Linked DNA regions of Mus musculus: regions 1, 3 and 4 are each linked to region 2. A link is a loop called in an ENCODE intact Hi-C map of the cell type or tissue named here. Cell type or tissue: left cerebral cortex. All regions are shown on one strand. Links, peaks and the distances in the headings refer to the core of each region. The heading gives the core; the rest is flanking DNA.

The links. Hi-C counts contacts between places; a loop is a spot of excess contacts. Peaks named below come from ENCODE experiments on the same cell type or tissue, not always from the same donor. Only the 100,000 strongest peaks of a DNase experiment are listed, where the experiment ranks them.
Region 1: it touches region 2 in a loop (6-fold over the local background); 16 of 42 quality-filtered maps call a loop at or near these places.
Region 3: a loop joins it to region 2, with 2.7 times the contacts of the local background. A loop is called at or near these places in 2 of 42 quality-filtered maps.
Region 4: a loop joins it to region 2, with 3 times the contacts of the local background. A loop is called at or near these places in 3 of 42 quality-filtered maps.

The regions. Positions count from the first base shown.
Region 1 is chr6:35,563,962-35,571,716 of GRCm38, forward strand. No RefSeq gene overlaps it. Among named protein-coding and RNA genes, the nearest start is that of Mtpn, 28 kb to the left of the region's middle. In left cerebral cortex, for the core only: a CTCF peak has its summit at 4,005 (motif pointing left); DNase peaks (open chromatin) are centred at 2,704, 3,733 and 3,998.
Region 2 is chr6:35,248,915-35,256,669 of GRCm38, forward strand. 1810058I24Rik (RIKEN cDNA 1810058I24 gene) reads left to right here and starts at 3,796. Exons shown (of 3, transcript NM_001384235.1): 1 at 3,796-3,868. The coding sequence starts at 3,854. In left cerebral cortex, for the core only: a CTCF peak has its summit at 3,668 (motif pointing right); DNase peaks (open chromatin) are centred at 3,738 and 4,298; H3K4me3 peaks cover 1,352 bases; H3K27ac peaks cover 883 bases.
Region 3 is chr6:35,498,739-35,506,493 of GRCm38, forward strand. No RefSeq gene overlaps it. Among named protein-coding and RNA genes, the nearest start is that of Mtpn, 37 kb to the right of the region's middle. In left cerebral cortex, for the core only: no CTCF peak of the experiment used is centred there; DNase peaks (open chromatin) are centred at 4,352 and 6,250; H3K27ac peaks cover 2,008 bases.
Region 4 is chr6:36,389,732-36,397,486 of GRCm38, forward strand. The region is part of intron 2 of Chrm2 (cholinergic receptor, muscarinic 2, cardiac); the gene reads left to right. Among named protein-coding and RNA genes, the nearest start is that of 9330158H04Rik, 5.4 kb to the left of the region's middle. In left cerebral cortex, for the core only: a CTCF peak has its summit at 4,214 (motif pointing left); a DNase peak (open chromatin) is centred at 4,213.

The sequences.
Region 1 (7,755 bases), core at 1,615-5,614, 320 kb after region 2:
TTGAAAATAAGTGTCTTAGTTACTTTTCTATTGTTGTGATAAGACATCAGAACCAAAACAATTTATAAATGAAAACATTTAATTGGGGCTTACAGTTTCTGAGGGTTAGGGTTTATGACCACCATGGTGGGGAGGAGTACAGCAGGCAGGCAGGTATGGTGCTGGAGCAGTTGCTGTAAGCTCAGATCTTGAGACACAACCAGGAGGGAGGGACAGAGAGAGAGAGAGAGAGAGAGAGAGAGAGAGAGAGAAGGAACTGGGAACTGCATGAATCTTTTGAAACCTAAAAGCCTGATACTGGTGGCATACTAGCTGCCACAAGGCCACACCTCCTAATCCTTTTCAGGCCGGTTTAACCACTGGGGACCAAGTATTCAAGTAAATGAGTCGGTGGTGGCCATTCTCATTCAAACCACCCAAAGTATTTAGAAACTAGGTATCCATGTTTGATTGGGGTCCAAGGAAATTGTCGAACTGACCATTATTGAGATAAGATTATCAATCATATTGCATGGTATTTTATCTGCAACTAGATCCACTTTTTAACACACACAGACACACACACACACACAATTTAATTCCATTTTCTTTCTTATAGCCAAGAAATCAAATGCATGCGTCCAGATTGATGCTAACTTAAAATTTAAAGAAGAAGAGTCGCTTCCAGCCTGGGTGTTCTTCCTCCCTTCCATTGTAGATATGCCCTCTTTCTGTGATTAATGTTCTCTCTCTCTCTGAATAGGTACCTCATCTAAACACTGAAGGCAGACCTGGGTTCAAGTTTCAGTTGTCATCACCTGGCTAAGTGGCCTTGAGCAAGTGAATCCCCTTCAGAACCCAGTTCCCTCATCGGCAGAGTGGAGGAGAATCAGCTACCCCTTGGAAAAGGTTTGGAGGATGGGAGCGGCAACTACCTTAGTGTCCCACGCCTTCAGAGAAAGTGAATGAAGAATGAATGAACGATCGTAATGGCTTTTGTATTAAGAAAAAGCTCATCACACTGAATATGGCTGGGGTGAAACTGGCATGAGTGTTGACAAAAATCTTCTGAAAGATACTAAATGTTTGACTCTGACTGAGGTCCTCCTCTGATGCTCTGACAGTAGTGGAGTATCCAGCTGGTTTCTGCTGAGAAGATACAGAAGACCAGCAAATGTGTGTTGCTGGGGGCTAGGGTTTAATTCTGAACATCTGCCAGTGGTGACGTTGTGGCTTTTAACCCAGGGCTATTTTGAGTGATGACTGAGCAGCTTAGGGTATCTTAAAGGACACAATCCTATCTAGTCATCCTGATTGAGGATGCTTAATTAGCTAAAATCAGTTTTAAGAACTGAACATTGTTTGGAAATTACTGCAGTGGGCCTTTAAAAAACATCTATTTACATAAATGTCTAATCAAAGTGATTCGTACTGAGAAGTCCTTGGTTGTTTTCTTGGTATGTTTATTATTTGAATCTGAAGATCCTTTTTAGTTATATCTTTCAACCTTGAAGTATATTTCCCTTCTGGTAATGATTAATCTCCAAGAAAGCCCCAAACTGCTTAGTATGTATTGATCTACTTGAACCCAATTAACTTGAGCCCAGTTTCCCCTTTGGGAGATGTTGACATTTGAAACTAATGAGTTGACTTCTGTTGCTATAATATAAACAAATGAGTTTTCTTTACCTTCTTAGGTTTGCATTCTTTAAAAAAGCTAAAAAGTTTTTAGTGTGTATCTGTGTCTGTGTGTCTGTGTATGTTGTGTATCTGTGTGTGGGTGTGTCTACACTCATGCCATAGTACCCATGGGGAGGTCCTTTGTGTATGTGTGTGTGTGTGTGTGTGTGTGTGTGTGTGTGTGTATGTGTGTGCATGTGTGTGTGTGTGTGTCTGCACTCATGCCGCAGTATCTGTGTGGAGGTCAGAGGACTTTTCGGAGTCAGTTTTCCCATTGCACCCTGTTAGCTTTGGTCTCTTTGTTTCTGCTGCCGCACCGCCTACATTCTAGCTGGCCTGTGAACTTCTAGGTGACTGACTGCCTTGTATCCAGCTCCCATCTCACTCTAGGAGTGCTGAGGGTAATGTGTGTCCTCACATTCAACTTCAGTCCTAGGATTGAACCCAGGTCATCAGGCTTACATGGCTACTGCTTTTTACCTGCTGAGCCACCTTCTCAGTCCAGTTTATAGTCTAGTTTATGGAAGTAGGCATGCTGAAAAGTCTTTACCCAGATTGAAACAGCATGTGCGGCAGCTTTTCTTCAGATTATTCAGGTGTAGAATAATACTCTTTCTCATCCATGGGTAAGATTTGCTTTTTGAGAAATGGAAGCAGATGTAGCAGTTCAGTACTGTAATCCTAGAACTTAGGAGGCTGAGGCAGGAGGATTGCCATATCCTGAGACATAGTAACATACATAGTGAATTGAATCCAGTTCAGCTGGGGTTACAGAGTAAACTTTGTCTCAGACAACAAACATATCAATCAATCAATCAGTCAGTCAATCAATCAATCAATCAAACAAACCAAACCAAAGAAACAAAAGTCACTAATTGGAGGGGGAGAGAAAAAGAGAGGGAGAGACATGGATAGACTTGATGTTGGAGCTCTGTACTCCATTCTACTCTACTCCATGCTTGCCAGACTCATCTGTAAGAATTCCACTTTTGGCATAAATTTAAGGTTGGAGTGGAATTCAGTGGGCGATGCCAAGAGAAACCACGTGTAACATTTGGAGGATGGGTGACAAGTTGAGAACTTGAATTGTTAACGACCCATCTAGAGCCTCAGATGATAAAACTGGAAGCAGTGAGAAATGATCTCTCTATAGGCCCCATAGGAGACATTTATAATGATTAGAACATTCCATGGAAGGAGCAGGCACCTTGCAGGGTAAAGGGTAGCTCTCTCTGCTGCTGCTTGGATGATGTTCCTTCAAAGGTACTACTGCAGTGGCTTTCACTTTGGGCAGAAGTTTGGATGGTGACTTCTGAAGATTCAATTTAAATTCCAAGATGCTTTAGTTTTCATATCTTTAAGAACTGAGCCTGAGAAAATATCTGTGTACTCACTGTGTGTGATGTGGACAAACTGTAGATTCTTCCTGGACTCCAAGCATCTAGTCTGTAAAATGAGCTCTTGAGTGCTAGATCTATAATACATACACACCCCTTACATTTGAATGGTACCTACTCTGAAGGATGAAAGAGAAAGACTGGAACTTTTATCACCATTGTTGACCTCTCGATTCTATCCAGAAGATAATATTTTAGTAGCTTATTAAACAGTACCAATCTTCTCGCTAACTTTTTAAAGTTTATGAAAGTAGATAATCTACATTGTAAGATGGATCCAATTTGTAAGTCACAGGGTGTCAATTTTCCTTTGGAAGAAAAAAATAATACAACCTGAAAATTTCAATTTTTCTGGAAATTCTCATTGTACCATGACTTCACTAGATGGTATTTGTAGTCGCTGCAGCTTACACACTGTTTGAACTTCACACATCTCTTAGAATTGTAGACCCTAGTTGTAGAATCCCAAAATTGTCAGCTCAGGAATCTTCAACCTCTAGATCAGCTTCTTTTCAGAATCCAATATTGGCTAGCTCTCAGGAGAAGGCACTGAAGGAGCTGAAACATTTTCACTTCTAGTTTCATGAATCAACACATTCCTCGGAGCACAGAGCACAGGGCCAAATGTAATGCGGACTAGAAGCTATTTCCAAAGTATTTACTTTCCCAGCAATCCAAATCACCCTCTCCCCAAATGGATGTACTCGTAATCACAGCTTTTACTTTGAAAACAATGATTATTTGTGGTGTAGGTAGCCAAAACTCTGATATCATAAGAACTCATTTCCATGAGGACAAAGGCCTTTGTATTGTATCTCCAGAACATAAAAGAGTTTAGCAGTTAGCTGAACTCAGTAATATTTTTGTTAGAGCAAATGAATTGTGAGCTATAAAATTTCAAACTTTTCCTATCTGTACTTCTAATGGTGAGAGAGCCCCCTGCTGGAAAAAATTGGATCTTATGTGTACAATAGCAATGTACTGCATCTTGCAAATATTTCAGTTAACTAGACTATGGCAATACCTTATTGGTCAGGTATGATTAAGATTCTGTTATGAATTACCAGATAGAGGACTCAGTTTGTCAGTAGTTGGATGTATTAAAGACAAGCAATGGGTTCAACCCTCTTAGATAAAAAATTCTTAATGATATTTGGATTCATATAATTATTATAGATATGTTTAACTAAATAATACTCTTTATTAATTCTTTAAGATGTTAGTAGATGTGACCATATTTTAACACCAATTTATGATATGTTATATGACTAATATAAGCATCCCAGTCAAATGCAATTTACAAATCAATTTGATACATTTACTGATATGTATTTAATATATATACATTCACGTAGGAGAATAATCATCTTTTTGATACATAACTAAGTCGTTCATAACAATTACTTGGTACTATTACAAAATCAGGATAGAATGTTAGTTTTTATAATTAGGGCTACTATGATGAAAAACGTCATCACCTTTCACTCACTCTAGCACATACATACTCAGCATAGAATTAACCCTTAATTCCTCAAAATTATCTTCCTTCCTTATCCCTCCCTCCTTCCCTCCCCCCTCTCTCCTTCTCTTTCTTTCTTCTCTATCTTCCTTCTTTCTAGACAAAGTTTACTCAAATGCCAGGCTGCCCTTGATCCCATAGAGATATCTTTCCCTTAGCTTCCCAAGTCTTGGGATTACATGAGCTGCTCAAGGAGAGAGATACTGAGCCAAGGAGATGGGAGAGCCATGCTTAGGGATGATGACAGAAGAGGATTCAGCAGCAGCTCATGTCTCCCAGAAGACTGTGAGCTCTTTCAGATGATGCACTAGTTCTCAGTGCTTGGGGACTGATTGAGGAAGCAAGATTCTGGAGAGATTGAGTGGAGGAAGTGTTGTAAGGCAGGAAAGTATCTGGAAGTAGGAGTCAGCTGGTCAGAAAAGCTCCAGATCCCTTCACAAAGGAGGATCACTTCCCATTTAAAAATAATAAGAGGAAGAGGTCTTCAGCCATCATCAAGGGATAGTCTAGAGGCTTTCAAGCATGGAATTTCCTATGAATCATTGAAACAACCTTTGACTTTAGAGTGCAGCTTAGTTATAGAGCACTTGTCTGGCATGTGGGAGGCTCTGGATTTAATCCCAGGACCCAAATCAAACTCTTTTGTGCCCCATTTCAGAAATTCTCATATGAACCTGGTTTGGGGTATAGGGTAGGTGTTAGGCTGCTTAAAAGCTCCCCAGTATACACCCAACACTGGGACTCAATGTTCTGGTGAACTGTAATAACTTCAATGTCAGATGAAGCACACTAGAACCCCTGGCCCTTGGCTCATCCTTCTCTCTGTTTTTTATTCTTTTTTTCTTTGTCATTGTGGTATATGGACACACCCTACTTCCCACAACGTTTCTAAGATGTAAATCTCCTAGTCTTTGGGACCACTTTCCTTTACAAGAGGAACTTAGTTGATGTGATTAAGGCCTTTGATATGGATAAAGAAGAAACAAGATATGATTAGTGCTTTAAAATGACATTTTGGTCTAGGTACAAAGGACAGGAATGCGAGTAGTGGGTGGTACAGAAATGAACTTGGAGACTACTAAAGTGGTCTGTGCTGGAGCTGATGGTGGCTTATTCTAGTATGGAAAAGAGCAAAGTGAAGAATTATTTTAGAGGCACAACCAAAAGTGCTAATCAATGCATGGGATACAGGATGATGGAAAGGGAAGAGTAAGCTTTTGGCTTAAGCAATTGGGTGCTTGGTGTTGCCACTGGTGAAGAGAAATCATATGAAGTTATAAGTAGGAAGAGAGAATGCTGAGTTTTATCTTGGACTTAATCATTTTGAGATAATTGTGTGACTTGCAATGGTGATGCCAATAAGAAAACAGAGATAAGGAAGAATCTTGGAGGAAACTTCTGAGAAGTTATTCTAATTTAGGATGATGTAAGTAGAATCAAAAAGACTACACACTACAGGGATTTAAGTGAACGTAACTTCTGAGCTATCTTCAGGAAAAACTTATCACTTTACAAGATTCAACAAGCCTTTTTTAAAAGTTATTTTTTACTCTTAATTATTTATGAAATTTTTAGGCAAATGGATGTATCTGTAGGATATTATCCTGAGTGAGGTAACCCAATCACAAAAGAAGTCAGTTGATATGCACTCACTGATAAGTGGATATTAGCCCAGAAACCTAGAATATCCAAGAAAAAATTTCCAAAACACAAGAAAATCAAGAAGAAGGAAGACCAACGCATGGATACTTTATTCCTCCCTAGAATAGGGAATAAAATACCCATGGAAGGAGTTACAGAGACAAAGTTTGGAGCTAAGATGAAAGGATGGACCATCCATAGACTGCCCCACCCAGGGGTCCATCCCATAATCAGCCACCAAACGCAGACACTATTGCTTATGCCAGAAGATTTTGCAGAAAGGACCCTGATATAGCTGTCTCCTGTGACGCTATGCCAGTGCCTGGCAAGTACGGAAGTGGATGCTCATAGTCATCTATAGGATGGAACACAGAGCCCACAATGGAGGAGCTAGAGAAAGTACCCAAGAAGCTGAAGGGATCTGCAACCCTATAGGTGGAACAACAATATGAACTAAGCAGTACCCCCAGAGCTCATGTCTCTAGCTGCATATGTTGCAGAAGATGGCCTAGTTGGCCATCTTTGGGAACAGAGGCCCCTCGGTCTTGCAAACTTTATATGCCCCAGTACAGGGGAACACCAGGGCCAAGAAGTGGGAGTATAGGTAGGGGAGCAGGGCAGGGGGAGGGTATAGGGGACTTTTGGGATATCATTTGAAATGTAAATGAAGAAAATATCTAATAAAAAATTTAAAAAATTATTTTTTACTCTTAATTATTCTGTAGATTGATTTAAATGAAACTAATATCTTTAGGCTTATTATTTAAGAATAAGATTTTATGAAAGAATTATTTAAGGTATTCTTTCATGGATCTCAGCTGACATGCAACTGCTAATTTTCAGTTAAGAGTCCTAGATATCAAAATTATCTTTCTGTTATCATAAGTATATGCGTACACTTATTTAGGAAGTGATCTTAAAATATAGCACCTGTGCATTTACTAAATGGTTATGAACAGAAAGATTAAACTAAAATTGAACAGAACCTTCTTGAAGCAAAGATCTTTTTCCTTCCATTCCCCCCTCCCTTGCACATTTGGGAGTATAGATGTGTGTATATGTGTGTGTGTGTGTGTGTGTATTTGTGTGCGTGTGACTGGTATCTATCTGTATGACTTGTGTACAAAGGAATGCCATTGACTTTGATAGATTATTGTGGCAATCACTTACTGAATATTATTTTAGAATATTTTTGGTTGATTTCTTTATTCCTGCCAGCTGAGTATGGTTGTTTTATTTGTTTTTCAAATGTAACATTTTACACAATTTTATCTTCGAATCCCCAATAGTTGTTTACTTATTTCTTATTATAGTAGGGAAGAGTCGGTGTCTGGGTACGGTTTGGATTCTGTAATGGTGTGGATGCTACTTGACCTCTCTGAACATGAGAGTTTCCTTTGCAGTCTGGAGGTATTAATATTACTTATTTCATGGGACTTCTGGAGGCATGCAGTGAGATAATGTGTATAACAGATTCCCAGCAGTAGGATTCAATGAATATCATTTTGATTACTTACAGTATTGGTTAGGATTCCCAGG
Region 2 (7,755 bases), core at 1,272-5,271:
GGTGGGGTAGGGACATCCTCTTGGAGATGGGGTGGGGGAAGAGGAATGGGACCAGGAAGGGGGTAACGACTGGACTGTAAAAAATAAGAAAGAACTGTGACAGTTCATCTGCCTATATTCTCATTAATGTGATTGCCACAGATGGAAAGATGACATAGTCACCGCTCCCCTGTCCACTACTGGTTCTCCCTTCTGCAGCAGCTTTAGTCCCATACATAAGAGGCTGCTGAGAGGGCGGAGGCCTGACTTATGTGGAGGCAGAGCAGTAGGCTTAAGTCCGTGCTATTATGGTTGATGGCTTTTGTTTTTAAATCTTTAAACAAGATTTCTACAGCTTTTAAGCATCTTCATTAAAAGTCTTGGCCATTGTTGCATTTTGAAAGTAATTTGCTGCCCACCAGATAAACAATAGCTGTTAGCTAGCACACTCTTAGGGAGACTTGTAACTGGATCCAAAGTGCAAGCCTCTTGCCTGCCGCTCCACTCCCCTGGCCTGGAATGAACCTAAGGCCTCACTCCTGGTAGACAGATGCTCTGCCACCGACATGGATCTCCATCCAGCCATTGTCTGCCACCAAGAACACAGCATTGGGCCGGCAGCAGGGTAGCTCAGTGCATAAAAGGCTTGCTGCTGAGGCTGATGCCCTGAGATTGGATTTGCAATACACATAGTAGAGGGAGAGAACTAGCTCCAGCAGGTTGTCCTCTATGTGCATGGTGGCAGAGAGCACCCACATACAGATGACTGAATGTAAGCCTGCCAGTTATCAAAGCCTGAGCATTTTGTAAGCCTGTGAGAGATGCAGAGCTAAGGAAACCATAGCTTGTGCAAGGTCAGAGGACAGCTCGGGGCAGTCAGTTCTTTTCACCATGAGGATTCCGGGCGGGCTCTTGAGCTTGGTGGCAAGTGTCTTTATGCACTGAGCCATCTTACTGCACCAGCATTACCTTATTTTCTCATCAGTGCTTCCAGAAGTGCAGGGGACTAACTTTAGAGGTCAGAGGGCAGTGGGAAAGTGTGCGGGAGGGAGGGACACAGTGGTGGTGGCAGCGGTGGCAGCAGCAGTGGCACAGCTGACCAGAATTGATATACATCCTGCAGCAGAGGGTAATGGGTAGGAAGGCCTTGCTGATGCCTGGATTCAGGAGACATGGGGAGAAGATGTTATGTGTTCCTGTGCAAAACAAAGGGGAGAGAATCAGTTTTTAGACATCGATTTACAGAGTTTTGGCATTTCAAGGGCAGGCTCTCTATTTCTGACTAAGTTAAGATAGGACTTTAATTCATTTTCACTCAGTTAATCAGTATAACTGAAGTGTATGTTCTCTTCATAATGATCTATACTGTACAAGGTGTGAATTTAGCCTTTCCTAAATCCCACTTTCCCCACATTATTTTGAAAATGTTGGATCTTCTGAAGAACTGGGAGGAATGTACAATGGATGCCTCTCGTTTTTGTCCAATCAGTAGTTGTCTATAGTGCTTTCTCCGATATGTATTCTAGGTTTCCTCCTGCGTTTGTCACACCATTGATAACACCTCAATTGTTAAATGTGTATGTATGTGTAAGTGGAGATCAGAGGTTAGTTCACCTTAGATGTCACGCTTCAGATACTCTGCATCCTACTTTCTGAAACAGGGTCGCTCACTGGCTTGGAATCCACAGCTTTGGGCTAGGCTCGATGGCTAGCAAGCCTCAGAGATTTGTCAGTCTAGCTGCCCAGCACCGGAACTCAGGTCCTCATAGCCCTGGCTGTCCTGGAACTCACTTTGTAGACCAGGGTGGCCTCGAACTCAGAAATCCGCCTGCCTCTGCCTCCGGAGTGCTGGGATTAAAGGCGTGAGACACCACTGATCAATTGATCAATAATTAAGAAAATGCCTTGGGGCTGGATCTTAGAGGAGACACATTTTCTCAATTGAGACTCCTTTCTATCTGATAACTCTAGTTTGCACCAGACTGACATGAAACTAGCCAGTGCATTGTGTTATTATTATTTTTTAGGGGTAAAAGTGATTAAATAAAAAATTCAGAATGCCTCACCCCACTTTCTCTGCAGCTATTAAAGTACACTGGGTTATTTTTTCTCAATTTAAATACATTTTAGTATGCCAAACCTATTGACCTTTCCCTTGGTGGTGTGTGATCTTTATGTTTTATTCTATTTTTTTCCCCTCTAATCAGCTCTTTTGTCAGTTTAGCAGATGAGTTGGGAGGAGGGAGAGAAGTAATGAGGTGGATGGATGGAGAAACACAGAAATGGAGGGAAATTCTGAGAGAGGGCTTGACTAGGGATGGTGGAGGAGAAAGTTGGTTGGAGAAGAAAGGGAGACATAGCTAGAGGCAAGGACATCTGGGAGCTCAAAGAACTTGACTTTGATTGAGCTGGGAGAGAGAGAGAGAGAGAGAGAGAGAGAGAGAGAGAGAGAGAGAGAGAGAGAGAGAGAGAGAGATATTTTCCTCTTTTGAGGAGGGGAGAGGCAGCAGAATGAGATACAGGGGCCCAAAGGGCAAAGGAACAAAAGGTTCGGGTCTTGGTTAGGGTTTTACTTTTGTGAGGAGACACCATGACCAAGACAACTCTTAGAAATGACAACATTTAATTGGGGCTGGCTTACAGGTTCAGAGTTTCAGTCCATTGTCACCAAAGTGGAAGCATGGCAGTATCCAGGCAGGCATGGTGCTGGCAGAGCTGAGAGTTCTACATCTTCATCTGAAGGAAGCCAGAGAGCATCCTCAAGCTGCTAGGAGGAAGATTTCCAAGTCCATCCCCACAGTGACACATTTCCTCCAACAAGGCCACACCTTCTAATAGTGCCACTCCCTGGGACGAGCATATGTAAACCATCACAGTTCAGGTAACCAAAATGGCTGGATTATATAGGGAAAAGCCTCATCGGGAAAAGCAGCCCAGCCCCTGAACTGGTGAGTTTAGGGTAGAGGGCTGCATGTGCCAGCCACACCCTGTAACAGGCCGGGACTGAGGGATGCTGGCGAGGACCAGGAGGCCAGGTCCACTTTGATATGTTAAGTAGTCCTCTGCCATTGTCCCAGGGTTAACAGCCCCACTAGGCGCAGCTGATTTGTTTTTCTGTTATTTGAAGCCAGAGTACCCCTTAACTAGATAAAGGTCAATTCCAAAGACTGAGAGCAACATGAGAAGGGTGGTTTCGATGTGCTTGTGTATGTGGGTGACCAGCAGCGCGACCGGACAAGAGTGGATTCATCTTTGGCTCCTGCATGGTAGATGATTCGCGCTCCACTTGAGGAGGAAGTAAACTTCAGATAGGTTGCTGGTGGCTGCCAGCAATCGCTACTTGGATCCAGTCGTGCCAGACTCCGCAGACCTCTCTCCATCATCTATCACGTGGCTGAGGACTACCCTTAACTAGGCTGCATAGCACACTTGTGGGCTTTTGTGAAATGGAACCTTTTCCCCCTTTTCGTCTGAGAGTCGGCTGTGGTGGAGATTAGTGTGGACTTCATAAAGGCTCCCAGGAGAGTGAGTTGTTCACTTGGCATGGCACCCGCTACCTCACCCCCACCCTGGTTTAGTAGGTAACACAGCCACGTCTGACTGTATTAATACAATTGCCAGCGTCCTTGTCACCCGGAGGCTTTGGTTCAAAGAGGCCTAGGTTTGCACCTCGCCCTCTTGCTTCCCGAGATGGCCGTCAGAGGGCGCTGCGGCTCCGCGAGTCGCTTCCGGGAATGGAGAGGGCGGGGCAGGGCGGGGCGGGGCGTAAACCGGAACCTGGCAGCGGGTTCCGCCCTCGCGCCGGGGAGGAGTCCCGGAGCCGAGCTGGAGCTGGAGCACCTCTCACACCCTCCTCGCCCTCCCCACCGACATCATGCTCCAGTTCCTGGTGAGTGGGGCCTCGGAGGATCGGGCCTCGCGGTCGCCTCGTTCCCCCGGGGTCCCGGGTCGGCGGTGCACGGCTCTGCAGTTGGGGCTCGTCGCCCTCGGGTTTGCTCGCGCAGTTTTCCTCTGGCCTCCTCCTAAGTCCTTGGGTCTTTGCCTGGGTTTGTTTATATGTAGTCCTTCAAGTTCCGAAAACTTTGGGGTGTCAGTGATATGACTGCGTTTTCAAAAAACCACTTACTGTGAGCTCTTGGCGAAATCTTCGCGGTAAGTTGGGTCGGAGGAGTCATCAAGATGACTTGGCTCCTGTCCTCTCCACGCGACTTCCCGTAGACCCCCATCTATTATATACGGCTTATTTGAGGCCTCAGAGTGCCTTTCACACGCCGTGCATTAGTCAGCCACATCACGAGGTCGCAGCGAGAGATCCACAGTGCCCTCCCTCTTCAGACCTTTACAGATTGCCCGCTTTGAGGAGTGAGTCAGACTGCCCTGCGAGTAACTCTTGTAAAAACCTGCCCCTCCCCACACCCTTTCAAGTCTCCTTTTTGAGTTAACACGTTTTTCTGGCAAAAATCAAGTATTTCTAAAATTGCCTGTTGAGGATTCTAGGAAACTTGCCAGTCAAATTTTCAGATGAAAGTTTTCAAACACTTTCAGATGAAAGCGTTTCATCTTCGAATTCTAATAAAGCAGATATCTTCTTTCTTTCCCACGGTCAGTGGCTACCTGGTGCTCCGAGAATGAGTATTGTTTACATAAAACTGCCCTACAAAGACTCAGTTGCCTCTGGGGTTTCTCTAGTGTCCTAACTAGGCCTTAGTTTAGGAGGTAGGAGTAATTAGCAGTAATTTACTTGTTAGGAATCACTTTTAAAAGCAGCATCAGCCAGCTAGTGTAAGGTGATAGGATTGGCCCTTCCACTGCATTTGCTGTTCATTGATAAGCAGGGAGAACATTAAATCGATTACACTTAACCTTTTAAGTGCTTTGCTGAATGAGGCTACCTGGTGCGGGACTAGCGCTCTGTACTTAAACATGGGTTTTGATTGGAAAATTCAAAATTTTCAACATTTATGGAGAGATGCTGAAGCCGACCATTAGATGCTTAGCTAGGATGTAACTGATGTTCCTTCTCTTGCCCTGGGTCTGTCTCCTCTTCATTGCTTTTGTTGGGAAAAGTGGAATCAGATGTACAGAGATGGAATCAACTTTCCTCTTGTGGAACTTGGTCAAACACTGCTAGTTTCTGCAAATCTTGCTTTTTACATTAGCCGTTTCAACTGTTTTCTAAATGGTTAAGAGTTTAGACCCTATCTTTAATCTCAAGGTGTGTGTGTATGTGTGTGTGTTGGGGACGTGGGGTTGGGTGGGTGTTGGCCAGGTTATTTAAATTTTCTATGCTTCAGTTTGCACCTCATGAGGTTTCAAAAGGAGCCAAGATGTTGAACACGTAAACACTAAATCGTGGTTGAGATATACTGCCCTGTCTCTTCTGTAAGGTATCAGAAATGGGAACTGGCCTCCCACTGATAGGAGAGGCTTGGGTGTGGTGGAAAGATTCCAGGCTCTTCCCTTTGATGGTGCAAGGCAGCTGAATACTTTGTAACCTCTGAGATGTTGCCTAAGTTGAAAACTTGCATTTGATTGTGTGGCTTGTCTACCCATTACCCCTATTTCCACACCGCACTCCACAGCTTGCTCCTAGCTTGGCTGAAGTTCTTTGAAGGAACACCTAGATGGGAATTGGACTGTGAGCACTGCTGTGAGTGTCAGGGCACCTGAACACTGCTACAGTTTCTGTTCCTCTTCCCCCTGGGGCCCAGTAGCATCACCTCCTCATAACTCACCCTCATTCAGCTGCTGGGGCCTGTGCACCGTGCTGTGTGGGTTCTGTCCTGGGATAGCTCAGAATTGCGGAGTGAGGGGACCATATCTGGGTGTAGCAGCTGGGAGGCTCTCTCCCTGTCTCTAATCTTGTCTCCCGCTGCTTGCTTCTGCTCTTAGTTCCTGTGAAGTGCTTAAGTCCGGAGCTGGCTGTGCTTCCTAAACTCACCCTTAGGGAACGGGCTCCTCCCCAAGCCAGCACCTTTCACATCAGCTTCCAGGACAACCTTGAATCCCCTTCTCTGTGCTTCCAGATCCCAAGTATCAACTGTCAGTGGCTTTCCTTTGCCTTTCTCTCAGCCTCTACTCATCTGGATTGAGTTTGCCTTCCTGCTTTCCCAGTCCTTTCCCCACACTTAACGCTCACATTTGAAATGTTGACATAGTCATTGATTTCTTTCTCGTATTCATGCATTCACCGGTTTATCTAGTCTTTTCTTAGAATCATGTAATACCGTAGGTGCATCTTCTTTGTTACATTGCATCCGTTTATCTGTTGATGACTGTGCGTGCCTCTCCTGTGAGGGCCTGCACGTGCAAGAAGTCTGAGGACAGCCTCCAGCAGCCGGTTCTCCTTCCCTCATGTGGGTCTAGGGGGTTGAGCTCAGGTTGCCAGGCTCGGGTGCAGGGTGTTACCCTGCTGAGCCATTTTTCCACGCCAGACCTGCTGTGTAGTCACGAGTAAGATCTTTACTTGCTCCGTGCCTCAGTTTCCCCCAGCATAAGCCTGGGCAGTAATAGTGGTTATTCCACGTGTGCATGCTTGTGAGGATCAGGCTGTGAACTAGCAGGGTTCTCCAGTCTGGCTGGCATACTGCCACTTCTCTCCACTACTAAAGGATTTGGTTGGGGATATAAAGGGACTTAGTCAATACGCAGTGAGTGACTTCGTTTGCACTCAGCTCTGCATATTGCTGGGCCCATCCGCATATTTAACTAACCATGGATTAGATAAATATGAATGAATATGAAAAATATAAATATTAGCAGATAGTTGCTCATCAATGGTATGTGTACAGTTTTTCCTTGCCGTTCCTGAGCAGTGCAGTGGGATAGACTGCCGCAGGCCTTCCATACAGTAGGTCTTATGAGTGATCAAGAGGGTTAGAGTGTATGGGAGGACATGGGGGGCTCCCGTGCAGTTGTAGGACCTGCTTGAATAGCTACAGATGTTGGTGTGGGGGGTGTCCTGGGATGGAGCCCCTCATTAATTTTAGGTCTTCCTTCTTCACCTCATTACTACCGTTGATTATAAGATAGTGGTTACAAGGTAGCTCCAGCTTCTTTTAGAGCAGGCAAACCCGTACACCTTTCCCAGAGAGATTTCATGTACTTCTGTTGAATATTGGCACATTAAGGAGGTTTTTTTTTCTCCTTCTTTTCTTCTCTAAGCAGTATTACTGAATATAAAGCATGCTTTCCTAGGAAGCAGTGAAGGGCTTTAGCCCTAGCAAGGTTTTGCTTTAATACACAGAATGTAGGGTTGTTTTTTTTTAAACTACTAAACATTTGGTGATAGTCTTCACACTGAGTTTAAAAACTAAGACAGAGAAATGGTAGTGTGTGTACATGCCTCCTTGGAAGGCCTTCTGATTTCTTCTTTTGAATCTGAATTTAAGAATGCTGTTGCCATGGCTGAAGAGATGCCTCGGCTGTTGAGAGCGCTGGTCGCTCTTCCAAAGGACCTGGGTTTGATTTGCTGTACATTGATAGAGGCTCACAACATCTGTAACTCGAGTCCTAGGGGTTCTGATGTTCTCTTTGGCCTCTGTGCATACTGCACGCATGTGGTGGGCATTATATTATACATGTGGGCAGGACACCCATACAGGTAAACATAAATAGCATTTTAAAATATTTTATCAACTTAGCTTTTTATTAGTTCTAGTTAGTTAATGTACAGTTTTTTGAGTTGTAGATGCTTTTACCATAAACCAAATGTCATTTTTAGGTTTCCTTTTCAGTGCTGGCATGAGCCTATATTTGCTTAACAATTTTTAAAAA
Region 3 (7,755 bases), core at 2,464-6,463, 250 kb after region 2:
TGACTCCTAACGACATTCTGTTATACCAGCCACAGCAGAGACGCTTCCTCCTGTAGTAGATGGGAACAGATACAGAGACCCATAACTGGACAGTGTACAGAGTGAGAGACCTTAGAACACTTAGTCCTAAATGGACTGTTAACATCAAATCTCTCTCCTCAGGGCCCAGGGAACTCTGGAGAACAGGAGGTAGAAAGATTGTAAGAGTCAGTGGGGAAAGAAGACAAACAAACAAAAACAAAAACAAGACCTAGTTATAACAGGGCTGATGCATATAGGAACTCAGAAAGTGTAGCAGTATGCACTGGTCTGCACAGGTCCAAGCCCGATGGGGTCCCAGTGCTGAGGGGACATGGATGCATGCTGAAATCCCTAATCCAGAAGCTATCTACAACTGACAACTAATCAAAAAGGAAGAATTAATTTTCTCCAATGGAGTTTCACTGGGCATACAAACCACACTCAAGGGCAGGCCCCATGCTCAGCAGTAGAAGGCCAACAGAAAATGAACTCACTAGTACTTCTGAAGTGTTTTTGTTTCATAATACTTTGAGTATTTAAAAAAATGTGCTTATGTATTCTGTGTTCCAATCTTATGTTTTTATGGGCTGTTTGTGTGTTCGTTTATCTGTACATCTGTACATCTGTATATCTGTGTATCTGTATATGTCTCATGCTTTTCTTTATTTTGTTTTATATTCTATTCCGGATCTTCCTTTTTTTCTATTTAGTTGCCTGTTTGTTTTCTAATGATGGAGAAAAAGGAAGAATATGGGGAGTTGGGAGGGTCTGGGAGGAGTTGGGGAGGGAAAATATGATCAGAATATAGTGTATGAAAAAAATCTATTTGTAATTAAAATCTAACATCATCATTTTGACAACTGCATATAATGTGTAACTTAATGAATATAAATGCTACAATTCTTCTTCCTCCACATATTTATAGAAAAACTCAAAGAGTATTTCCCCATCTTAAAAATTGCAGTATGTGTGAAAGACAAATATTAATTATGAAGTGTGAGTGAGACAACTTTGGGGGAGAGTAAGCATTTTCCTTGTAGTTTTAGAGAAACATGTTGGTTTAACCAAAACAGGAAATTTAGACTATTTTGGTATGATGTTATAGTAACTGATCATCAGTTAATTTGCTATTAAAGGGTCTATGAGTTTAATTTACTCAGTTCTTCATAAGTGAAAATAAGTCTGTCAACTGATTAGTAGATAATGAAAATATAGCATCGACATAAAATCCTTTGACGTCACAAAAGGAATGGAATTCTGATACATGCTACAACCTGGATGAATCAGGAAGCATGCTAGACAAAATAAGCTAGAAACAAAAGGACAGGTATTGCAGGACCCTGCTTATCTTGTGTAGGAAGAGTCATAGAGACAGAAAGTGGAATAGGGATTACTGGAGCCGGGGGCAGGGTTATTGCTTAACGGTTACAAGTTTGTTTAGGGTGACAAAGAATTGTGAAAACAGGTAGTGGTAATGATTGCACAACTTTGCAAATATATTTCATGCCAAGAGAGCATGAGCTTAAAAAAAATGATCCAAATGATATATTTTATGCTGTATATCCACAATAGGTAAAATAAACACACGCAACAGAAAGAGCAGGGAAGCCCTGAGCTTGTGCTCAGTTTTTCTACTGTAAACTCTGTTCAGACCAGGAGGCCAGGTTGCAGAATTCTGTACCAAGAGTTCCCAGAACAGGCTCCTCTAGGCTCTACTGAAGCCCACAGGCTTGGTTGTATTTCCAAGTTTCTCTGGAATCTACCATTCTCAGTATAACACCTCCTTGTCTGGTACTCCCAGTTCAAGGGACTTGTGCTAGTCTCTCCAGATTCACCTCCAGGCTGCCTCCAGGAGAGAAGGAGGCTCCTCAAGGCATTAGCTTTCTAACCTGCCCTCCATTACCTCTTAGTTTCAGACCGTTCTCCATTTTACTGATTCCTACAGTGTTGCGATCTCCTGGGAGACTTGAGTGAAAAACCGGCTGCAGTTATGGATCTTACAGGTCTTAAGGATCTGTATTTTTATGTTTTTGTTTAATGAGACATAATTTCTTTAGCTCCTGACTTATTTATAAGCACATTGTTTGAAACAAATTCCAGTTATCTTTTAAGTTTTATTTACTTGTGTCATAGCCAAATATGTGCTCTTGTTATATAAGTCTCTTAAACTTCATATAATTTAATCTATAATCAACTGCACGTTGAACTGTGTAATTGACTTTTTTGAAAAAGGTATGGTGAGATTATTTTTCCTCTATTACCTAAGCAGGCTATCAAGGGCCAAGAGAAATTTGAATAATCACATAAAGTGTGACACACACACACACACACACACACACACACACATATACATATATATATATATATATACATAATACACACACACACACATATATATATATATATATATATATATATATATACATACATACACACACACACACACACATACATACATACACATGCTTTTTCTATTTTTTGACAAATTCCTATGTGTAAATAGTAAGTTGTTTAACTACCCTTCCTAACTCCCTCTCGCTCCTATTATCCTCCCTCTCTACTCCCACAAGTCCCTTTTCCTGTCTTCTTGCTTAGTTGTGGGACTCACAGATCTTAATCCAGACTGACTGTATGGCAATAGGTTTAGGATTATTCATTAGTTTGGTGGACTCACAATTTGATACACAACTGAAAACTGTTCCTACCCGGAATATATCATTAGCTGATCAGGGAAAGAGTCCCATGAACACTGCCCTTTCTATGATTGGTTGTTGATATCTTATACAGGCCAACTACAGCTGCTGTGATGTTAACAACGGCTGCATCATACCCTAAAGATAGGATTTCATAGCCTTTCTACTGCCTGCTAGTTCTGCTCTTTCTGCTTCATCTTCTGCAGGGCTCTCTGAGCCTTAAAGGGGGTTGTATAAAACTGCTCATTCACCTGTCACTCTCAGGATCCTGAACAGTCATGACTTTCTGTATTCACTTGCATGCACTGAAAGAGAGCCTTCTCTGATTAAGGCTGAACGTTATCTATGGGTACAAACATAATCAGAAAGCAGTTTGGTGCCATGTCGATTTAGCTAATCAACAATAATGAGTTTCCCTCTATGGCTTGCAAATTCTCCAGCTATGTATTTTGATCACATTTACAGTACCAAGTGTGCATTCCCTCCTGTGGAGTGGCCTTAAATCCAATCAGAGTGGTTAACCTCTTAACAGTTGGGTCATGATTGTACCATCGCCCGTCTCCACGAGCAACATTCCAGCAAACTCCAAATGGACTATTAGGTTTGGAAGATTATGTATATCCTTGTTAAATTGGTCTTCTTTAGGTTAGATGATGTAACATTACCTCCAGAATGGCCACAGCTAGCAGCCATGACCCCGGGATCAAAAAGGACTTTGGAGAGGAGGCAGGTGGTCATTGGCAGCAGCTAAAGCTTACACATTTTCTTAAGGCTGAGCTGTCCTTCCATCCCTTCTTTTTACATCCCCAAGTGCATTCCTTTGCCTTTTCTTTTGGGAAGGTGAAGTGTATCGAGTATTTTGGATCAGAAAGTTGCTAAGGACAGACAGAATATTGGAAAAAAAATCTGGGGTATTGAGAGTTTGAGCCTCCATAGACTTCAAAATCCACTTTAAAAAATGCAAAATTCTGTCCCAGATTTGACCTACTCCTATGATTTGTGCCATTAATCGATCTCTACTGTATTCTTCTCCCTTGTTTCAATCATTTATTCATTCCCCCCCCCCCACTGTGTGTCTGTGTATGTATGCATGCGCTGCAGAACACATGTGGTCAGAGGATAACTTGAGAATTCAGAACTCTTCTATCACATGGGTCTAGTAAATGAAACTCGAGTCAGCAGGCTTGGTGCCATGTGACTTTAAGTGCAACACCAACTTACTGACCCTTAATGACTATATTCTCTTCTGACAATACATATTACATTTTTCAAAATTTAAACATTTGCTTTAGTGTCTGTGTGTGTTTGTGTGTTTCTACATAAGTATGTGTGCATATGAGGATGTGCTGAGATCCAAGGATAACTTGTGGGAATTGGTTTTCTCCTTCCATCAGTTAGGTCCAAGGAATTGAACTCAGGCCTCTAGACTTCGTGTTATATTGCCACCCACTGAGACATCTTGTCATCTTTTCTTTGATTTTTCGCTTCAAGGTTAGACTTTCCTATACTATACTACTTTCCCTCTATCCTCTCTATCCCTAAATAGTTATCTCTTCAGTGTTATGGCTAAAGAAATAACCCAGTGGGAGTGTGCCAGGGAGAGGGGTAGGAAAAAAAAGGTTTTGGAAAATAGTTGGAAGAGCAGCCATCTTCTGGGCCTGTTGCCCAATTTTGATACATGAGTCACTGTGGGTGCTAGAATCACGGAAGACTGACTTAACTGATAAGCTAAAGTCCTCTGCCCTGCTAAGGTAAAAACTATTTGAAAAGCAACCTGTACAGTTGTCATATTTGAAGACTTGTCCTGTTTATTGGTTCTTTGAATCACCAAGCATCTCTGGAAATGGGACAGGGCTCCATTAGTTGGCATTTGCAGTAGCAAATCCTGTCTAGGAGGGCTGTCAGAATTCTCAGCACTGACAACCTCCTAGGGTAATGAGACCAGCTGACCATCATTTATTTATGCCTTCAAAGGACTTTGGAAGCCCAGGTAACAATGGGTGGAAGAACAAGTCTGTCATGTATTAATAAACAGGAAGGCTGATCATGGGAGGTGGGTTCTCTTCCAAGAGGGATCACCAAGGACTAATGGGCTCCCCGGAGCTTTAGGCCAGGCCTCTTTCTTCTAATGACTTATTGGTTGAGGTTACCAGGAAAGAAAATTGTATTTCCCCCTCTTTTGTCTGGAGAAACTAAAGTCATTTTATTAGTAAATTCTTTTAAGAGAAGGCAGAGATACATCTACCCGGGATGCTCCCAGCACATATAGTAGGGTACTGGATTTTTTAAGTACTGAGCACCTATGAAGTGCCAGACACCATGCTAGGAATGAGGACAGTGTAGTTCCTCAAGTGTGGATTCAGTCTTTCTAGGTCCAGGGAAAAGTTAGTTTGAAGGATACCAGATCAATTTACTTACAAGGACTTTTAGAGAATTTGTGTGCTCCCTGGAGACTGAAAATATCAGAGACAAGTCTCAGGGGGCTTATGGGCAGGCAGAAATAAACCAGTGCAGTGGAGACTGTGGCAGGAAGATGAAGTGCCAGAACCTGGGAGAGTAATACCATGTGAATTTGTCTCCCGGTGCTAAAGGCTGAGTTCCCTCTGAGACTCCAGCTTAGAATCCTTCCCTTTCTTCCTTCCTTTTTGCGGTGGCTGTCAATCCTTCACTTTGACAGACAGCTGTGCCAATCCAGTGTCTGCCTCCATCTTTATGTGGTGCCTCCATGCCTTCATGTTGTCTTATAATAAGGACCCCAGCTGTTTACAAATACAGTGACATTTTGAGGTCCTGGACACAGGGACTTCAATTTCTTTCTTTTTTGGTTCCTGTTAGGGGTTGCTAAATTCTGAACCCCAAGATCTAGTTGCCCCCTCAGACAAGTGCATCCTCATATACACTAGCCTTTACTGTGTAAACTTTGCTCCCCAATTTAAGGCTATTGGGTAATAAAAGGATATACAGCCTGCGATGGGGTGATAGAGAAAGGCGGGACCTGAGAACTGAGTAAGGGGTCCTGAAAAAGACAACTGTGGGGGAGGGTGGCAGGGAGGGACAGAAGGGGGAAGAGAAAGATGGAGCGAGGAAGAGAGGAGGAGGCTGCCCTGAGGCTGGATGGATCATGAGCACGTGGCCAGAAGAAGTGCACCCCGAAGACATGCGGATAGAGCCAAAGCAGCACAGGTGAGACTCAAACAGCAAGTAATAGAGGGCCACATGGTTTGGATAACAGCGTAGAAACTAGGCTTACAATCTAGGCTTCCTGCTGGGAGTTGGGACAATACCATATCTAGCACCAGGGGCAGCAGTATGAATGAGACACTGGTGGCTTTTTGAGGGAAATGACCGAAAAAAGAACCATCACAGAAGTCAAGATGAAATATAGGTTTTACATTTAGATGATTACAAGAATAGTGAACATAAATTAAGCTTAATAAGCAATTTGGAAGACAAATGTTTAGTGTGGGTGGCTAGGTGCTGAATGCTCAGACATACAAGGCAGTTGGAGGTAAGGGCCCAGAACTTGGGTGAGAAGTGATCTGGAGGACTTTTCCTAGAAATGATGTTCCTTAGCAGTCAGCCAGATGGTCTAACATCCTTGTTTCTAGGACACTGTTCCCATTTCCACACTTTTAGAACCCTCACTTAAGGCTCGAAAGCAAAATGCTTTTAATTTCTGAAAATCTAGTACAACTGCCTTCTCAAAACTGATTACTGTAAACAGCCTTAAAATAATTTCCTGTTTTGTATTCCAAATTGGTGATATCAAGGTTCTTGGATCTTTCTTCTGGTTCAAGGACAGGTTCAGCATTTTGATGCCCTTAATATAGTTGAAATTGGAGTCACTGTTATCTCTCAAGATGTTGTAATTATTTCATGGAAACCTGGGAGATGTAATTGTATTTTCTTAGACGCATTGATCATCATTAGGGGAGGGGAAGTAGGGCTGAGCAGAGAGAATCTTTTAACGTTCATTGGATGGATATGTTTATGGATACGAGAAGAAACTTGGTCACTGCTGCCAGGATTTCCTCGAAGTCTGATAACAGAAGTTCTGCTCTATAGTTGTGGGCTGAGTTTGAAGGCACATGGTCCATAATTCTGTATTTAGAATTTGTTCCCACAACTCCCTGACATAATTAGCCCAGAGGCTTATTAAGAAAACCTATATCCTCTTTCATGAACAGGCAATTTCAAAGGGAAAGAGTGGAGCCAAAACATGAATGAAGTTTTTAGAAAACTATCCTAAGGGTTGATTTACAGCATGACAAAACTAAACATTGAAGTCAGGAAACACCAGGCGAACTCTAACCCACATAGCTCTGAGAAGAAAAAACTAGTAACTACAGTTAATTTCCTTTCTTTCAATATTAACTTAGCAGGCATGTAATGACATACCTTTAATTCACTAATTAAAAAAGTATCTTGAGAAAAAACAAAAACAAAAACAGAACTCCAGAAAAAGTTGTTCAGGATGAGGATTAGATAAAAATTCTGTTTAACCAGTTAGACTTCCTCTTAGAAGTCATGGCCTTTAAACTTTAAAGGTGATGTCTAATTTAAAAAGGTCTTTCATATTTACTTATTTATATCTTTATGTTTTTCTTTCTTTGAACCTCTGGATGTGGAGAAATTTAAATGTTTAAAAGATAATCTACTTTCATCAGGACTAATTGTCCTGGGGGGGGGGTATAACTTGTTTTTCTGTGCAGTATTAAATAAAGCACACCACCACTGCCCTTTTCTGTTGCCTGTGGCAACTTTCCACGTTTCCATAGGGGTTTTTATTTATTATTGTCACTAAGGGAAGAATAACTTAAGAGTGACATGGGACATTTAAAGTTGTAGAAGATGAGATGAACTACAGGATTTATTGTAGGGTAGTCAGAGGAGGGAGAAAAAAAAGACAAAAATCAACTCTCCATGCACAAGAGGGAGGAAAAAAAAGATGAAAATGTTCTTCATGCCCTCCTGTGTTCTGGGGAGCAAATACTAGGAAACATGGCCTCCTTGGTGTTTTTATTTTGCTAAGCAAGGACGG
Region 4 (7,755 bases), core at 1,850-5,849, 1.1 Mb after region 2:
GCAGGGAGACTTGCTTTGCAGAGCGCTCCAGGGTAAGAATTCACCCAAATTGACATCTGTGGGGGCAGGGGGGTACTCTGCCTCTGTTCTTCTACAATATATACATCCTCGTTTCTATCTCTGGTCCTTCTGTGCCCTTACGGCTCTCCTGGGCCTCCAAATAGTGCAAGGGAGGGTCGACCGGTCTTTCAGTCCCTTTATGTGATGCAGACTCGGGAGCTTGTGTGCAAATGTCCATGGAGAGAAGTACTCGCTGCCAAGAGCTGGGAGGAGGGCAGAGAAATGGAAGTAAACACGGAAGGCAAGTAAAATTGCTTGCTGACACATCACCCAAGCTGCCCTTTCATATTCTTGTGTCACTTCGGGGTCCCTATGAGCCTGTTCCTGCAACCCCACGCTCCAAAGCTTCCCACCACAGGAAGACCCTTGCCCCTTGCTCCAGGTCCAGAATCTCCCACTCTGACCTTATATTCATCTCTACCCTTTCCTTTCTTTCTTTCTTTCTTTCTTTCTTTCTTTCTTTCTTTCTTTCTTTCTTTCTTTCTTCTTTCTTTCTTTCTTTCTTTCTTTCTTTCTTTCTTTCTTTCTTTCTTTCTTTCTTGGTCTGGTTTTGCTTCTCTCGTTCTTTCCTTTACACTGGGTGGCAGTTGTTATATGGAAATCTTAGGATGTTCAGTCCCTCCAGCATAAGCAGCCAGCAGCACAAACACACATCTCAAAGCTCTTCCATACAAGCACTAGCGCTCCAGTGCTTGGCCACCTTTGGGCATTCCCCAAGCATCTGCAGCCTTGGTCATCTTGGCTAAGGCTTCTGCCTCAACCCGGTTGAATGGAGAGGGGAGCTGCTCGTACTCCCTGGAGAAACCTCAGGACAATCTGGCAGAATTGGAAATTTGAAGTAGAAGTGAGGTGGAGAGATTGTGCTGGGGCAGTTCAAAGGGGTGAGCATTCCTGAGGCGCTGTGTGACGCGATTTTCCCATCCCAACACTGGGTATCTTGCCCCCAGTCCAACTAGCTGCATCTTTTTTTCCAAGCTGTGCAGGGTAGTCTGATGGCTGAGGACCGGAGTGGGCCTTCACTTTCTTTCTATTTCTTGTAATTGGCATATTCCTGGATTCAAAGTTCTTTGCGCAAAGAATCAGCTGAGCTCATAAACTCCATGTTAACTAACTCTGGCTTGTGGGGAAAAGGATTTCACGATGTTTTCTGCAGACAATTAAGTGCATAAGCATAAACTGTCTTGATAAGCATGGGGTGGATATATTCTTTTCACTGCTCACAATAACAGGGATCTGGATATACGTACATAGAAACCTCTCATAATCAGGCATCCCTGGGTCATCTTGAAGAATTTCACAAAGACACCAGTAATTGTAGAGATAAAACCAGTCCATTTAACCAAGACACGGTTTCATGCTGAGAATTATATTGGGCTACAATTGAGAAAGGGCACTCTTGAGATCGTTGTCAATGATGGAAGAACTTTGTGCCAACACTGTTAGAGCTTTCCCTTAGGAAAGGGACTAAAAAGAGTTATGTTAACGCCAGATTGTCATCCTGTTACAAAAAAAAATGTGTTGAAGGTTTGGCAATATAATGATAAAGAACTTTTCATCAACTCTATGGACTTTCTGAGATGAAATAATATCAGCAAATGAGTTTTAAAATCCAAAAAAGACCTCCTAAAGGCCAGGAACACCTCCTCAGGTTTGTCTATGGCCTGAAAGTTCTGTGTATATAATGGAGTGGACATAGGGAAAGTTGAGTTGTAGGACCCAAAAGTAAGAGTAGGCTACTTGACAGATGTTTCGTCAGCCTGTAAAGGGAGAAATGATGTGTGCTTATGTAAGTGTGCCTGAGGGTGCCTGGAGGGGAACTGGAGAAAGAAACTAGGTGGATTGCAATATCCCTATCATAGTTCAAGTGCATGAGAACCCAGAAAACGTGTTTGAAGCTCTTAAGTGACTTCAGAGACAGCTGTGGGAGAGATTAACAGTTAAAATATAGAAACTCTTTCTCCGGTGAGCTCCCATAGGCAACCATTTGGGGCAGGGGGACGATAAACTGCTGTCTTTAAAAATAAAACTAACAAATTACTCTAAAAGTGAATTTGTCTCTTTGTCCAGACAGGAAATTGGACACAAACTTAGAGAACATTTGCCAAATTCCAATCCAGAATAGCCCACTGCTAGGGCCAAGGGTAGCAGAGCGTCAGGGCATCTTCAGGGGTGCTAGCCTGCTGGCTGACAAGTAGGGGAACTGAAGGTGTGAGTGTCCAGTGGTCAGTGAAGAATGAGCTGGCCCATGAGAAGGCATGTGTCTCCAAGACCCACCCCAATGCGAAGAGAAGAAGGAGGTGAAGAAGAGAATTAGAGCCAAAAGTAGGAGAGGTGAAGAGGAAAGGAGAGAAAGGAGAAGGAAACGTAAGGGCAGGATTCTGTGGAAATGACCTTAATAAAGTGTGGTATAGCCTCAACTCCTCACACTGGTCTTAATATGCCACTACGTGAAACAGTGTTCCTAAGTATCTTTCCATATAACTTCCCAGAGAGCATTCTTCATCTTATCTTAACATTTCTTCCTTTTACTCTATAAGGTAGAGTCTGATAAACAACACGTCAGAGTCCCCTTGAAAGACCGTTTTTACTCATAAAAATTACGTTTGCACTGGTATATTATTTTTGATGTCTATGCTGTGTCCCCACAAGGACTCAAATGCATTCAACCCTGGTAAAATTTTCCTTGTGGCTATTTACAACTGCCCATCATCCTTATCATTTGTTTGCACTCCGTTTCCTTTAGTTCACTGAGCAGATGTTCCAATCCCTTTCATTAGGGGTCAGCAAAGCAAGTATACTTTCTGCATATCCTAGGCTCTGCTGTTGTCTTGTGGTATAACAATATGTGCATGTGTGCATAAATGTCTCCCCCTACCTGGTGTGTGTGTGTGTGTGTGTGTGTGTGTGTGTGTGTGTGTGTGTGTGTGTGTAAGAGAGGCAGGGGGTAGATCATGGAAAGCAGGTCACTGTTCCTTAGGCATTTTCAAACTTTATGCTAAATTCCCGGTTCTTTCCTAAGCCGCTTACATGCATTATATTATCTGTTTTGCTACAAATCCTTATGATTTTAAATAGTGTCAGGCACATCCCAGGAACTTAACAAATCTTTGCTGAATGAGTAAATATAGGAATCCATTTTCTCATCACAACAATCCTAGGAGACAGATGCTAGTTTCTTGATTTTACAGGAAAGGAAACCTACAGTCACAGAAATGCAGTGATGGCCCCAAATCACATAAATAGTATGTTGCAGCCCCAAGATGCAAACACAGCCTGTTGGACTCCCAGAGACTTCACTCGGGTACTATGCAAATTGACTGTATGTAGAGGCATAGCCGGTATTTTTTCTGTGTTTGGGGAAAGCAACTGTGATATTCAGTTTTCAATCATGTTCTCTCCATCCATTTAATTCAACTCTGCCTTTTCTGCTTAGACCCCCTACATCCAGGGAAAGAAATGTAAGGGGAGTCAGTGCCAACTACATTCTTAGTTGGCACAACATGCTTATTCTACTTAGTTAGTTATCATTTCTGCTGGAAGAAACCAAAGGCATTAAGAGTACCAGGCACTTTGCCAGGTGTCACATCCACCTCTAAGCTAAGGCAAGAGAACCCAGAGGATGTCAGATGCCTTCAAGTTGAACACATGATAAGTAGATAAATAGATTTCCCAAAGTGAAACATCTAAGTACTTCATGAAAAAGTTCACAAGTCAACGTCCATTCTAGCATCTCTCCATAGTATTATAGTGAATGAATTGCTCTCTACTATTCCCCCCTCCCCTTTGGACATTCGGATTCTGAGTTTCAATGGCTTCTTTTAATTTTAGTCAGACCTTATTGCCAACCTCTGCTTTGCAAGGCAAATGTGACTTTGTGTACTGCTATCAGCTGAGGAGGAGGAAGAGAAATTAGAGCTTCTATGTTATCGATTCCTGTCTTACTTCATCTCGTTTTCTTCTTTCTTCTCACATGCTGAAGTTCCTTTTATACTATGACCTAAATATACAGTCATCTTAGCTGCTGCTGTTACCATGGTAATGCTTCATGGTAGATAAGGGTATACTATAAGAATCAGTTTCTGTCATTAGTAATGGAATTCTTTCCCCCTCAACCCTTCTCCCTCCAGCCAAGCTTACACCTAATGATGCCCTCTGGTGTTCAGAGACAGAAAGTGCACTGGTTTGTTTATGAGGCGCTCATCATTGTTTAAAGCTTAGGAGACACTTTAATTTCAATTCGAAAATAAAAATGACTCAGATAAGGATTAATTAACATAGTTTAAACAATGATATAATAAAAAAGATTTTTCTGTTTTCTAAGTATGTTAAAGGATGTCTACTGTGCAGAGATCTAGAAAGTTCTATGTATGTATGTAAGTATTTAGACCTATACACCCTTTTGCACTTAATATGATTGCGAAATGTTTTTTATGAGAGGCAGAGAAACTTCCAAGAGGAGAATCTAGTAGAATATTCTGTATGCTTTGATCTGCGGATTTAAAAGAAAATGAAGTCTTCTGACTTAATGGGGAGACTTCCTTGCTGGAAATGTCTAGACGTTTTACTCTTCGTCTGCATTAATGAGCACATTTTTATTAGTCACTCATAACCCAACAAACTGACACAAAACTGATGTGCTAAGAACACCTTATCTTTCTCACTCCAAATTCTACAGCTTCTTCTACGTAAGTGGCAAAGCAGGCCAGTGCTCTCTTTGGGGCTTCTCCAGAACTTCTCCCCAAATCTCCCTTGCCAGGGGGTTTTATTATGATGTATTGAGCTGGTCCTCCACTCTTCAGCTTTCTGTACTACACCTCCTTCTTTCATTCCAAGACATCCTTTTCATAATGCAAAACTGAACTTCTATGTTATCGACATGTAATAGTACTCTTTTTAAAAATTCTCCAGTGTTTCTCAAGTGGTTGTAATAAACTCTTCCAACACTGATGCAGTGAGACTGTCCAGCACTGATGCAGTGAGACTGCCCATTACAAATGCAGTGAGACTGCCCATCACAGATGCAGTGAGACTGCCCATCACTGATTCAGGAGACTGCCCATTACAAATGCAGTGAGACTGCCCATCACAGATGCAGTGAGACTGTCCATCACTGATTCAGGAGACTGCCCATCACTGATGCAGTGAGACTGTCCATCACTGATGCAGTGAGACTGTCCATCACTGATGCACTGAGACTGTCCATCACTGATGCAGTGAGACTGTCCATCACAGATGCAGTGAGACTGTCCATCACTGATGCAGTGAGACTGTCCATCACTGATGCAGTGAGACTGTCCATCACTGATGCAGTGAGACTGTCCATCACTGATGCAGTGAGACTGTCCAGCACTGATGCAGTGAGACTGTCCAGCACTGATAAAGTCTCTTTCCCCAGCTGCATCTTTACTCATCATTTCTTTCTGTTTGGTCTGCATAGAAAGACTTCATAGTAGCTTAGTATTCTGATCAACTAGAGTAAAAGCTAAACAACTATTAGCCAATGTCTTCTTTCTCATCATTTCTTCCTCCTCTCCTTTCTTTCATTTAATTCATCAGTGATGTTGTTATTATTACAATAACCACTGAAAAGCAACCAGATTTCTTATTTATATTCAGAATCAATATAATAACATGGAATTTTTGGTGTTTAATAGACATGATAGTGTGTTTTGGAGGGAAAGACAGGAGTTTTAAAGTATTGCATGGTTTTGAACAATTTTTTTGTGAATATTTAACTAAAGTATTTGAAAATGAAAGTACTTGTGAAATTTAGCTGATTTAATCTAGTCCTGGTCATAAAATAACAACTAGAACTTAAAATTTAAAATTAAAGAAAATAGAACAATGGATATATTTTTATTAGTGATAAAAAGCAGGCATTTATAATACACTGGTAATAAGAATTAATATTTATACACAATCTTAGGCTAAAGGCTGAGACATGATGAGATATGGATTTTGGTTTTGGTTTTTAAATAGCTGACTGACTTTCTAACAAAATTTTTGCATAGATGTTTAGAACTCCATAAATATTCATAGTCCCTTCCTACTTTATTGTACAACAATCTTCCTAGGCTGCATCCTAGGTTTGGTTCAGATGTCTGGTACATGGAGCCATGGACCAACAAAGCTGAGCGTTTGTATTTTCAAGATAAATTGAAGTGAATAATTGAAGTGCGGTGTGTGTGTATTGTGGGGGGGGGGGGGGCGTGTTCTGAAGTGTTAGGTTTTCCTTTGCCTCAGAAAGGCATCTGTTTTGGAGGCTAAGTACTCATTTATCCTTAGGTTCTGACCTCTAGGCACACAAAAAACAGGTTTCCAATGGTCAGCATACATAGCCAGTGCTTTGCATGACAGGATTCTGAGAACTGGCTAAATGACTACTACCTTAAAGCCTTTTCTGGCTTTTTAAAGAGAGTAATTCATAGGTTGAATGCCTAGAATACTCTGTTCTTCATGAAGAGATTATGAGTCAGCAAGAAGTCTCCCAGGAATCTAGATTTTTTAGCAGGTACCTGATATGATCCCAAAATGGACAGAAGTGGAGCACATTTTAAGTAATAGTAAAACATAATACAAATAGTAAGCTTTAGAACTTACAAGACATTGAAGAGAGGGAAAAAAATACAGAATGCTCCACCCTAAAATGTTTCTACAGGACTTAACATGAAAGCTCTGTCTCCCCTTATAGATTGTCAAGATCCAGAGACAGTGATGTGCATAGTTAGAAACCTTTTGGTTTCCTGGACAGATTCCAGGATAAGCAATTGAATTGAATAAATAACAATTCAGCATACCCGAGGGTCATGGTGTCTGTCTTCTGCATACCAGTTTGTTTATATGCAGCTCAGTTACAACCCCATATCTACAGCCTTCGAGTTAGCCTGGACTGGGAAGGGTTGAGCGTGCAGTTCCCTTTGTAAGCCTTATTTCAATTTCTACCCCTTTGTGTTCTTTCTCACTGATGTCTTCCCTGAACATAATTTTGTTTTGTTTTGTTTTGATGCCAGCACTTTTCTGTGCTGCCCTCTGCACAGTGTCCTGTCTAGATTTACTCTGCGGAGGAAACGGACTTGTGCCTATTCCTCTTCCTCTTCCTTTCCCCAGCCACTCAGGGAGGATTCAGGAGAGTGCTGGAATTGTCTCCAGTTCTAAGAGGGTGCATTTGGCTGAAACTGCTGTAAATACTCATGCACTATGGTGATCCCAAGGGACAGGCGTATCCAGTAGGCGCTGGGAAAGGAATGCTCTGCTGCTCATCCCCCATGTTCCTGCTCAAACCCCTTACTTGAGAGGAAGATTGCTCTGTTTTAATAAAGCAGATATTCTTCTCCTTACCAAACCAATAAACTAGGGGAAGATGAGCCTCTTATCTCTTGATTAACAAACTACTCCAGGGCTCTTTACTAGGGGTGAGTTTAGGTATCTAAAGAATTACCTGGAGACTACTTTTTTCTACAGTTCATAAACGCTAAGCACAGAATAAATTGATGAGTAGTGGTAATAAAACACATTGCACACACAAATCTGTATTGTTGAACTAGATGATTATCTCTGTACCTTCCTTGAAATTGTTTCAAAGGGAAGAGGTTTCTACCTAAACTTACGTGAAATCTGTGGAATTTCCCTTTCATTTCCCAATTGAATTTTTTTGGACTGCAATATTTGGCTTCATTTTATGGAGAAGAAAGGAAG